Regions from separate parts of the Homo sapiens genome. Here regions 2 and 3 are each linked to region 1. A link is a contact called in ENCODE Hi-C or POLR2A ChIA-PET data. All regions are on one chromosome and are shown on one strand. Each heading gives the region's core, a stretch centred on a gene start or an enhancer-like site at or near the end of the contact. The rest is flanking DNA. Distances are from core to core; before and after follow the strand shown. Region 1 holds the start of ZFAS1 (ZNFX1 antisense RNA 1). Region 2 has its middle 27 kb from the start of SLC9A8. Region 3 has its middle 19 kb from the start of PREX1.

Evidence for each region. A loop is a pair of places that touch in the nucleus more often than their neighbours do. ChIA-PET counts read pairs that join two places held with the same protein, here RNA polymerase II (POLR2A). Pooled maps may share reads with other maps.
Region 2: a loop to region 1 is called in a pooled map, with 3 times the contacts of the local background. The contact joins the enhancer-like site here to the promoter of ZFAS1 in region 1. A Hi-C loop is called at or near these places in 4 of 50 pooled maps. POLR2A ChIA-PET finds 5 or more read pairs at or near these places in 3 of 52 experiments (activated CD4-positive, alpha-beta T cell and activated T-cell).
Region 3: a loop to region 1 is called in a map with no recorded cell type, with 6 times the contacts of the local background. The contact joins the enhancer-like site here to the promoter of ZFAS1 in region 1. A Hi-C loop is called at or near these places in 2 of 37 single-sample maps with no recorded cell type and 2 of 50 pooled maps. POLR2A ChIA-PET finds 5 or more read pairs at or near these places in 1 of 52 experiments (GM10248).

Annotation. Positions count from the first base shown.
Region 1 is chr20:49,276,747-49,279,687 of GRCh38, forward strand. It overlaps ZFAS1 (ZNFX1 antisense RNA 1), which reads left to right and starts at 1,432. Exons shown (of 4, transcript NR_036658.2): 1 at 1,432-1,970; 2 at 2,358-2,462. ZNFX1 (zinc finger NFX1-type containing 1) reads right to left here and starts at 1,311. Exons shown (of 14, transcript NM_021035.3): 1 at 1,275-1,311. SNORD12C (small nucleolar RNA, C/D box 12C) reads left to right here and starts at 2,199; the gene lies at 2,199-2,277. RefSeq lists enhancers at 486-545, 887-1,387, 1,388-1,888, 1,646-1,940, 1,816-2,015 and silencers at 1,086-1,315, 1,366-1,725.
Region 2 is chr20:49,784,258-49,787,198 of GRCh38, forward strand. No RefSeq gene overlaps it. Among named protein-coding and RNA genes, the nearest start is that of SLC9A8, 27 kb to the right of the region's middle. RefSeq lists an enhancer at 1,426-1,665. Within about 2 kb of position 1,539, at least 6 of the 41 ENCODE cell types and tissues checked have a DNase peak (open chromatin) inside an H3K27ac peak, as active enhancers do.
Region 3 is chr20:48,845,167-48,848,107 of GRCh38, forward strand. It overlaps a transcript of PREX1 not described here. Among named protein-coding and RNA genes, the nearest start is that of PREX1, 19 kb to the left of the region's middle. RefSeq lists an enhancer at 1,548-1,827. Within about 2 kb of position 1,410, at least 5 of the 41 ENCODE cell types and tissues checked have a DNase peak (open chromatin) inside an H3K27ac peak, as active enhancers do.

The sequences.
Region 1 (2,941 bases), core at 182-2,681:
TTGGAAACTGTGACTACATTTGGCATTATATGAGGGGCAGCTTTTTTCCTCATCTGAAAAAGGAGTCTCTTTTCTTCCCCCTGGGAATATCTCTGGTGAGTCCCCTCCCTCATCTTATCAAACCCAGCCCTCCTGGCGCAGGCTCAGTATTTAGAGTTTGTTTGTTTATTTTCAATTCTCCGAGGGGAAAATTCCTTCTTCCCCTTGTTGAAAAATGCTAAAATAGAAACTCCAGAAAATTTAAAAGAAACGGAAGAAAAGAAAAAAAGATGTTAAAAAAAAGGCAAGGGAAGGAAGGGAGGAGTAGACATGAACAGGAAATGCTGGGATCGAAAACAGACTGAAGTGTTTTTTTTTGGTGGGGGGAATCAAGGCCTAAAGGGCACGAAGAAGAAAATCAGTGATGATCAAGCTGGCCTGGAGTCAGAATGAGAGGGGCTAGTCATCACCAGAGTGGGACGCAGGAGGCTGAGGTCGGAGGCAGAGCTGGGTTTGGGGGAAGTCTCCAGGGTCCTGGGGAATCCCTGACCCAGGGAGCCCACGGTCCCTAATGGAAATGTTATGGGGTCAGGGAGCGCCAAGGCTGTGAGGTGGCGGGGTTATGGGGGCCTTGGGGAGAGGGTGGTAGCGAGCACCAGGGGGTGCTTGCTGAGGACGGAGGCGGCGGGGTGGGGGCAGGGAGCAGGCTGAAGGGGGTGCCGAGGTGCTCTGTAGAAGAGGGGGATTGATAAGGTGACAGGAGGTGAGGCCGGAGGAATGAGGGGGGTGCGAGTGGCAGAAGGGAGGGCACAGACAGGGGTAGGGGCAGAGGAGATCGAAGTGCTGAGGGCAGAAGCGGTGACGGTGTCGGGGGTGCTGGGGAGAGCGACGGGCCAGCTGAGGGGATGGGGACACTAAAGAGAGTACAGGGGAGCCGAAGGGGCGACGGGGCGCTGAGATGGGCCAGGGGCTGAGTGGGTGACGGGGCGCTGAGTAGGCGATGGAGGTCTGGGGTCTGAGGGGGAGACGGGGCGCTGAGAGGCGCTCTGAGTGGGTGCTGATGCCGCTGGGGGCCAAAGAGGTGACAAGGCTCTGAGTGGGTGATGGGGGTCTGGGGATTGAGGGGGCGACGGGGCGCTGAGGGGCCAGGGGCTCTGAGCGGGTGACGGGTGCGTTGGGGGCTTGAGAGGGTGACAGGTCTTACGGGCAGAGGCAGTGGCGGGTCGGCGCGGGCGCCGGGGTTCGCGGCGAGGCAAGGAAGAATCAGGGGCAGGGGCAGTTGCGGGGCCACTCACCCGGCTCCGGCGCGTCCTTTCACTGCCGCCGGCGAGTGCTGGGGCTTCGGCCCAGGCAGGTCGGTGGCCCCGCCCGGCGCCGCGCACTTTCGGTTTCCGTTCCCCGCAGACCCTGGGCGGAGCCGGGCGGGCGGCCCAGAGGAGGAGAAGGAGGAGGCGGGGGCCCAGGGTGGAGAGCACGAGGGCCTGGCCCAGGCACGGCCGGCGCCTCCGCCCTCGAGGAGGGCGTCACCTCAGCTCCCCCCGGCGGCGGAGCCGGCGGGCTCAGGCGGGCGCGGCTGAGGGGAGCGGACCGCGGGGGGCGGGAGATGACTGCGCCCAAGGCCTTTGCGGGCCTCAGCCGGCCCCAGAGGAAGGGGAACCCGTCGAGCGGTTTGGTGCGTGTGAAGCGCGACATGGCGAGGAAGCGGACAAGCCCGGGTGGCCCGGCGTGTAGAGGGAAGGGGGCGGGGCTAGACGCGGCCTGGACAACTACTAGAGCGCCTCGGGCTGTGCTGCTCGAGACTACATTTCCCAGAGCGACGCGCGCGGAGCGGGCGGGAAAGAGAGCGTTTCGGGTCCAGTGCGCAGGTGCGAAAGCCATCTTTGGTTATATAAGGGAGGTTCAGGAAGCCATTCGTTCTTTCGCGTCTGCGGTGCCCGGAGTGTGGTACTTCTCCTAGTTGCAGTCAGGCTTCATACGCTATTGTCCTGCCCGTAAGTTCCCGTTTTGTGTGTGGTGAGTGGAAACTCCATGTTCTTCGTTGGAGACCTCTGGTCCTCCCTTCCCTTCTTTGTGCCGTCGTCTCTGCGGCCAGCCCTAATCTCCTTCTCGTGGCTTCTCCGTCTCTGACCCCAAATAGGCCTTAAGGGCGTGGGAGAAATGAGTTTCTGGAGCTGGAAAAGCCACTGCCTTCTGCACGGGCCTGAGAAGCCCTTGGCTGGTGTAAATGATGACTTCACTTTTTTCCCCATCAGATCGACAATGCTGACGTCTTATATTTTGCCAGTTAGTTCTGATACATCGGCCTCAAAAGGCCCGGCCTTGTTCGTTTCTGACCGTGGGAAGATGGCGGTTAACGCCCTTTATTTGTTGGTTCACAGGTTAGAGCAGCCAGCGGGTACAGAATGGATTTTGGAAGAGGGAGTCACCACTGGACCTCCAAGGAAGCCACGTGCAGACATCTACAACCTTCGATCTCCTGACGAGTAAGTCTTTGTCTCCTATGGGTCTACTGTAGAAAACACGTGCTTTGAGAAGCTTTAGTTTTCTAGGAAAACGTGGGATTTAACAAAGCACTTTCTATCGAGCATTTATTAGGTATTTAAAAAAGTGTTCTGACGGCCGGGCGCTGTGGCTGACGCCTGTAACCCCAGCACTTGGGGAGGCCAAGGCAGATGGGTCACCTGAGGTCAAGATTTGGAGACCAGCCTGGCCAACATGGTGAAACCCTGACTCTATTAAAAATACAGAAATTAGCTGGGCGTGGTGGTACGCGCCTGTAATCCCAGCAACTCACAAGGCTGAGGCAGGAGAATTGCCCGAACCCGGGCGGCGGAGGTTGTAGTGAGTTGAGATTGCGCCACTGCCCTACAGTCGGGGCAACAGAGCCAGACTCCGTCTCAAAAAAAAAAAAAAAAGAAAAACATGTTCTGAATGTTTTATTCTCACAGTTCAAATATTGGAA
Region 2 (2,941 bases), core at 289-2,788, 510 kb after region 1:
CCACACCTGGCCTGTCAATATTGTTTTAATGATGGTTGCTCCTTCTCAGGCTTTCCTCACATACTGTTTTTTTTTTTTTTAGACAGGTTCTGGTTCTGTCACCTAAGCCTCCTGAGTAGCTGACATTACAGGTGTGTGCCACGAGCTTGGCTAATTTATTTATTTATTATATTAAATATATATATATTTATATATAATATTAAATAATATATGTATATATATTTATATATAATATATATATTAAATAATGAAATATATTAAATAATAAATAAATAAATAATTTATTTATTGTTTTGTAGAGATGGGAGTCTCACTATATTGCCCAGGCTCATCTCAAACTCCTGGCCTCAAGCATTCCTTCCACCTCAGCCTCCCAAACGGCTAGGATTACAGGTGTGAGCCACCACACCCAGCCCTCCCTCATACATTCAAATGGCCAACTCCCTTGGCTTCCTCAAGTCTTTGCTTAAATGCCATCTTCTCAGGAAGTCATTTTCTGAACACTCTATTAAAAATTGCAACCTGCCCCCAAACACGTCTTGCACTCACTGTCCGTGTCTCTGCTTAAATTTTCTCCGTAGCACTCATACCATCTAACATACTGTGCATTTACTTGTTTATTTTTATTTTTTTGAGACAGGGTCTCACTCTGTTGCCCAGGCTGGAGTGCAGTAGTGTGATCATGGTTCATTGTAACCTCTGTCTCCTGGACTCAAGCAATCCTCTCACCTTAGCCTCCCAAGTAGCTGGTACCACAAGTGCACATCATCACACCTGGCTAATTTTTGTATTTTTTGTACAGAAGGGGTTTCGCCATGCTGACCAGGCTCATCTCAAACTCCTGGGTTCCAGCGATCCACCCGCCTCAGCCTCCCAAAGTGCTGGGATTATAAGTGAACCATCATGCTGGGCAATTTATTTATTTATTTTCCGTTTCCCTCTACTAATGAATCAGCTCCAGGAGTGCAGGGACCTTGTCTGTTTTCTACACAGATGCGTTCCCAGCACCTAGCACAGTGCCTAGCAGGTATGTGAATGAATGAATGAATGAATCCATGCATGCATGAATGAAGTATCCTTGTACAAACCATGAACCATGTACATGTTAGGTGTCTACAACTTGTCGTTTGAATTAATGAATAAAAGAACAGGCAAGGCGCGGTGGCTCACACCTGCAATCCCAGCACTTTGGGAGGCCGAGGTGGGCGGATCATCTGAGGTTGGGAGTTCAAGACCAGCCTGACTAACATGGAGGAACCCTGTCTCTACTGAAAATAGAAAATTATCCAGGCGTGGTGGCGCATGCCTGTAATCCCAGCTTGGGAAGCTGAGACAGGAGAATCGCTTGAACTCGGGAGGCAGATGTTGCGGTGAGCCAAGATCGTGCCATTGCGCTCCAGCCTGGGCAACAAGAGTGAAACTCTGTCTCAAAAAAAAAAAAAAGAAAGAACAGACAGCACCAACCCTCCTTGTAAGTTCAATATGAGGTTGATCTGAAGCTGCCACCCAAGGCTACTGATCAAAATATCCTTCTAAACAAGTCTGTCCCACAGTCCTGGCGTCTGATAATATGGACAGTCAGGCTGGCTGGCACCAGACTGGACCCAGATGAAGGAATGGAATCAGGCCACATTACAGGGGCAAGAGGAGCCTTGTGGCCAGAGGTTCTAGAGGTCAGCAGCAAGTCATGCATCTGAAGAGGAAGTTGATTGCTGTACCTCAAGCTGAAACAGAAACTGCGGTGGCTAGCAAGGAAGGGTCCCCACCTGTGCGCCTCAGCCCCTTGGCCATTGCCAGCTTCCAACAGACCACAGAGACTTTTGGGGGAAAACTTTTTTATTGAAGTGTAACAGACATACAGAAAAGTGCACAAATAAGGAAAGTGCACAGGGGAGCGATGGCTCGATACATTTTCACAAAGGCAGACAGCGGGGTAACCAGCCCCCAGCTCAAGGAACAGAACATTCCCCGCCCCGGAGAAGCTCCCTTCAAGTCTTTCCCATCCTAAGCGATAACCGTTATCCTGATTCCAACAGCAGTGATGATTTTTGCCGTTTTTTGAACTTGATGAAATGGCAGCACATAACACGTATTCTTTTGTGTAAGACTTACTTACTACAAACTTTGTATGTTTGTAGCAACAGCCTTTTGACCCTGTCTCTTCCTCCATGCCCTCAAAGAGAAAAAGGAACCTAATAATAACACAAAATAAAGCGAAAGCATACTTGCTTGACTGGTTTAAATGTGCCATCTGGCCGGGCATTTTGGAGGCCGAGGCGGGTGGATCACTTGAAGTCAGGATTTCGAGACTAGCCTGGCCAACATGGTGAAACCCCATCTCTACTAAAAGTACAAAAATTAGCTGGGCATGGTGGTGGGCACTTGTAATCCCAGCTACTTGGGAGGCTGAGGAAGGAGAATCGCTTGAACCTGGGAGGCAGGGGTTGCAGTGAGCAGAGATCGTGCCACTGCACTCCAGCCTGGATGACAGAGGGTGACTCCATCTCTCAAAAAATAAAATAAAATAAAATAAAATAAAATAAAATATAAAATAAAATGTGCCATCCATTCTTTCATGCTTCAGCCACCCAGTGGGCTGGAACTGTTACTGCTTCCATTTCAAATATTGGGAGGCTGAGGCACAGAGAGGTTAAATAATTTGCTCAGCCAGGAAGTGAAGGTCTGTATTTAAAGCCAGGTCTCTCTGATCTCCAAGCTCATGTTCTAACCCAGCATACACTCCTTATCAATAAAATGACCATGTATTGAACACCCTCTTTGGACTGAATACTATACTTCAACTTTATGTCCATTGTCTTATTTGATTTTCCCAGCCGTTGATGAGTAATATACCATTATCCTTGCTTAGCAAATGATGAAAGCAGGGTTCAGAGAGGTTAAGGAACTTTCCTAACGTCATACAGCCCAGGAAGGCATGAAA
Region 3 (2,941 bases), core at 160-2,659, 430 kb before region 1:
AGGGGATAACACAGTGACTAAGACAAAGTTCCATCCCTCGTGAAGCTTATATTTCCGGTTAGAGGGAGATATTAAACAATTAACCCATAACTGACAGCAGCTAAGAAATAAACAGGATGTTCTCATAGAAAAATACAGGGAGGCACACACCTAGATAAGGTGATCAGGGGAGGCTTCCATAGGCAGGTAATAAATAAGCTGAGATCTAAATGCACAGCCAAAACCAACTCTGCAAAGCATGAGAAGAGTTTTCTAGGCTGGGCGCAGTGGCTCACGCTGTAATCTCAGCACTTTGGGAGGCCAAGGCAGGAAGATTGCTTGGGGCCAGGAGTTTGTGACCAGCCTGGGCAACATGACGAAAAGTGTCTCTACAACATACAAAAAAATTAGCCAGGTGTGATGGTCCATGCCTTTAGTCCCAGCTACTCTGGAGGCTGAGGTGGAAGGATCACTTGAGCCCAGGAGGCTGAGGTTGTAATGAGCCGTGACTGTGCCACTACACTCCAGCCTGGGTGACAAAGCAAGACCTTGTTTCCAAAAAAAAAAAAAAAAAAGAGCTTTCTAGGCAGAGGAAATAGCAAGTGCAAAGGCCCCAAGGCTGGACCAAATTTGAGCTTTCCAGAAGCCGCGAGGAGGCCAGTGAGGTGGTAATGTGGAGACAGGCAGATCCAGCAGGGCCTCAAAAGTGATGTGTGGATTTTATGCTAAGTGCAGTGGGCAGCCAGGGGAGGAATTTAAACAAGGATGTAACATGATGTGACTCAGGTTTTTAAATGGTCTCACAGGCTATTGCATGGACGATGGCCCATAATAATAAAAATGATCACAGCTAACACTTTGATAGTAGATACTGTGTGCCAGGCATTGTTCTAAGCACATTCCGTATATATTAACTCATTAAGTCCTCCCACCGACCCCATGAGGTCAGCACCATAATCATTCCCATTTTATTGATGAAGAAACTGAGGCACAGAGAATTACAGAAACTTGCCTACGGTCACATAGCCAATAAATCAAAGCCTGGCCTAGAGGAAACAAGGAGACTAGCTACAGGCTGTGGTGCATGTCCAGAAAGGGGGCTGCAGGCAGTGGGGCTTGGATTGGCCCAGGGGAGAAGTGCAAGGGAGGATCCCGCATATAATTTCACGGCGGAGAGGAAAGAACTTGCAGGTGGTCTTATCCTCTGTCCATTCTCACTCCTTTCTCCAGCAGGTTTTTGAACTTGACTTCTGGCTTGGTGGTCTCCCAGCCCACCTTATATTAATAGATGGGGATGTCCTCGCTGTCTCCTCCCCCACCATCCTGCTGTCTGGCACCTCGTTCATCTCACACAACCACTCCCCTTGAAAACAGCCCGACCCTCCTACAGTACAACAGTCTCCACCTTGGTCTTGCCCTGCCCACTCCACACCAGAGATTAAAAGCCAGGCAGCCGCTCCTGGCGGTCAAAGGAGAGCACTTTGTAGACGCTCCCTGGACCCCAGCAAAACTTCTATTGTGTTGCTGGAGACAGAAACAATGCCAGTGGCCCAGTTGCTCCCCAGCCAAAGGTGGCCCCAGCAAACAGTCTCCCAGCCCCATGGATGGGGTGCCTGGGAGTGTTAACAGAGCTCCCTCGGGGACCAGAGGGCCAGGAGAGAAGCAACATGTGCCTGCTGGACACTCCCGTCTACAGCCGGCTGCAGCCCCCACCCACCCACGTGCCTCACTCTAGGCGAAGAAAACCCAAAAGTAGGAGAGGACAGGCCAGAGATGGCTGCTTGACCTTTCAAGGGGAGGCAGGAGTTTCTACAAAGCCTCTGGGAGTCCCCTAAGTATGTGTTCCTACCCTCCAGGGGCTAGGAGGTCACCCTCTCAGTTCCTCATCAGCCTGGGATAGGTTCAGCGGTGGGTGGAAAATATGACCAGCAAGGGGCCTACCCACACCCGGGGCCTGCTTTGGGGCTTTCTTAAAAAGACAGTGCTAGGATCCCAGACCAACAAGACACCTTGTGCAAAGCTCTGTGCTCTAGGCTCTCAGAGAATAGGAAAGCACCCTGTCCTTCTGGGTCAGAGTGGAGTTAAGATGAGTTATGCAGAGGCAGAGATTTGGGGGAGAGATCAAGGAATACTTCATGGAGGAGGGGGCCTTTGAGAGTGCTCTGAAAAAACTGAGAGGATTCCTTTCTTTGCCCTGCCCTCCCTCTTCCTTCTCTTATAAAAAAAAAAAAAAAAAAAACAAACCCTCCCCAAATGACTAATAAATAAAAGACACACAAAAGAGACACATATGCTTTATCTATAATGTATAGGCCGTGTTGTTTTTGAAACTCTTTTCTGCTCTGTAAAGGAATGTGTGTGCATCACGGAAACCTTGGAAAACCCAGAGCAGCATATAGAAGAAAATGAAAATTGCCTCTATTTCCACCATATAGAGATAAAACACTCTTAACTTGTCAGAGTATTCCTTTCCAGGCTTTGGTGGTGTTTTTTCATATTATTACTAAGGTGAAATTTACTTGCAGTGAAATGCACATGTCTGGAATATATGACTCAATGCATTTTGACAAATGTCTACACCCGTGTGTACACCCTTCCAATCGAGATCTAGAACATTCCCCTCACCCCAGAAATTTCCCCCGGGTCCCCTTCCAGTCAGCCCCCATCCTTCTGATTTCTATAAATTAGTTTTGCCTGCCATGTAATTGGAATCATGTGCTATGTGCTTTTTTGTGTCTGGTTTCTTTCACTCAACATAAACAATGTTTTTAGATTTCTCCACGTATCAGTAGCTTGTTCTTTTTCATTGTTGAGTAGTGTCCCATTGTGTGGATAAATCACAGTGTGTTCATCCTGCAAGAATCTTTTGGGTTGTCTCCACTTTGGGGCTATTATGAAAGAGCCACTTATAAATATTGGCCAAGTCTGTGCATGGATGTAGGTTTTCATTTTTCCTGAGCAA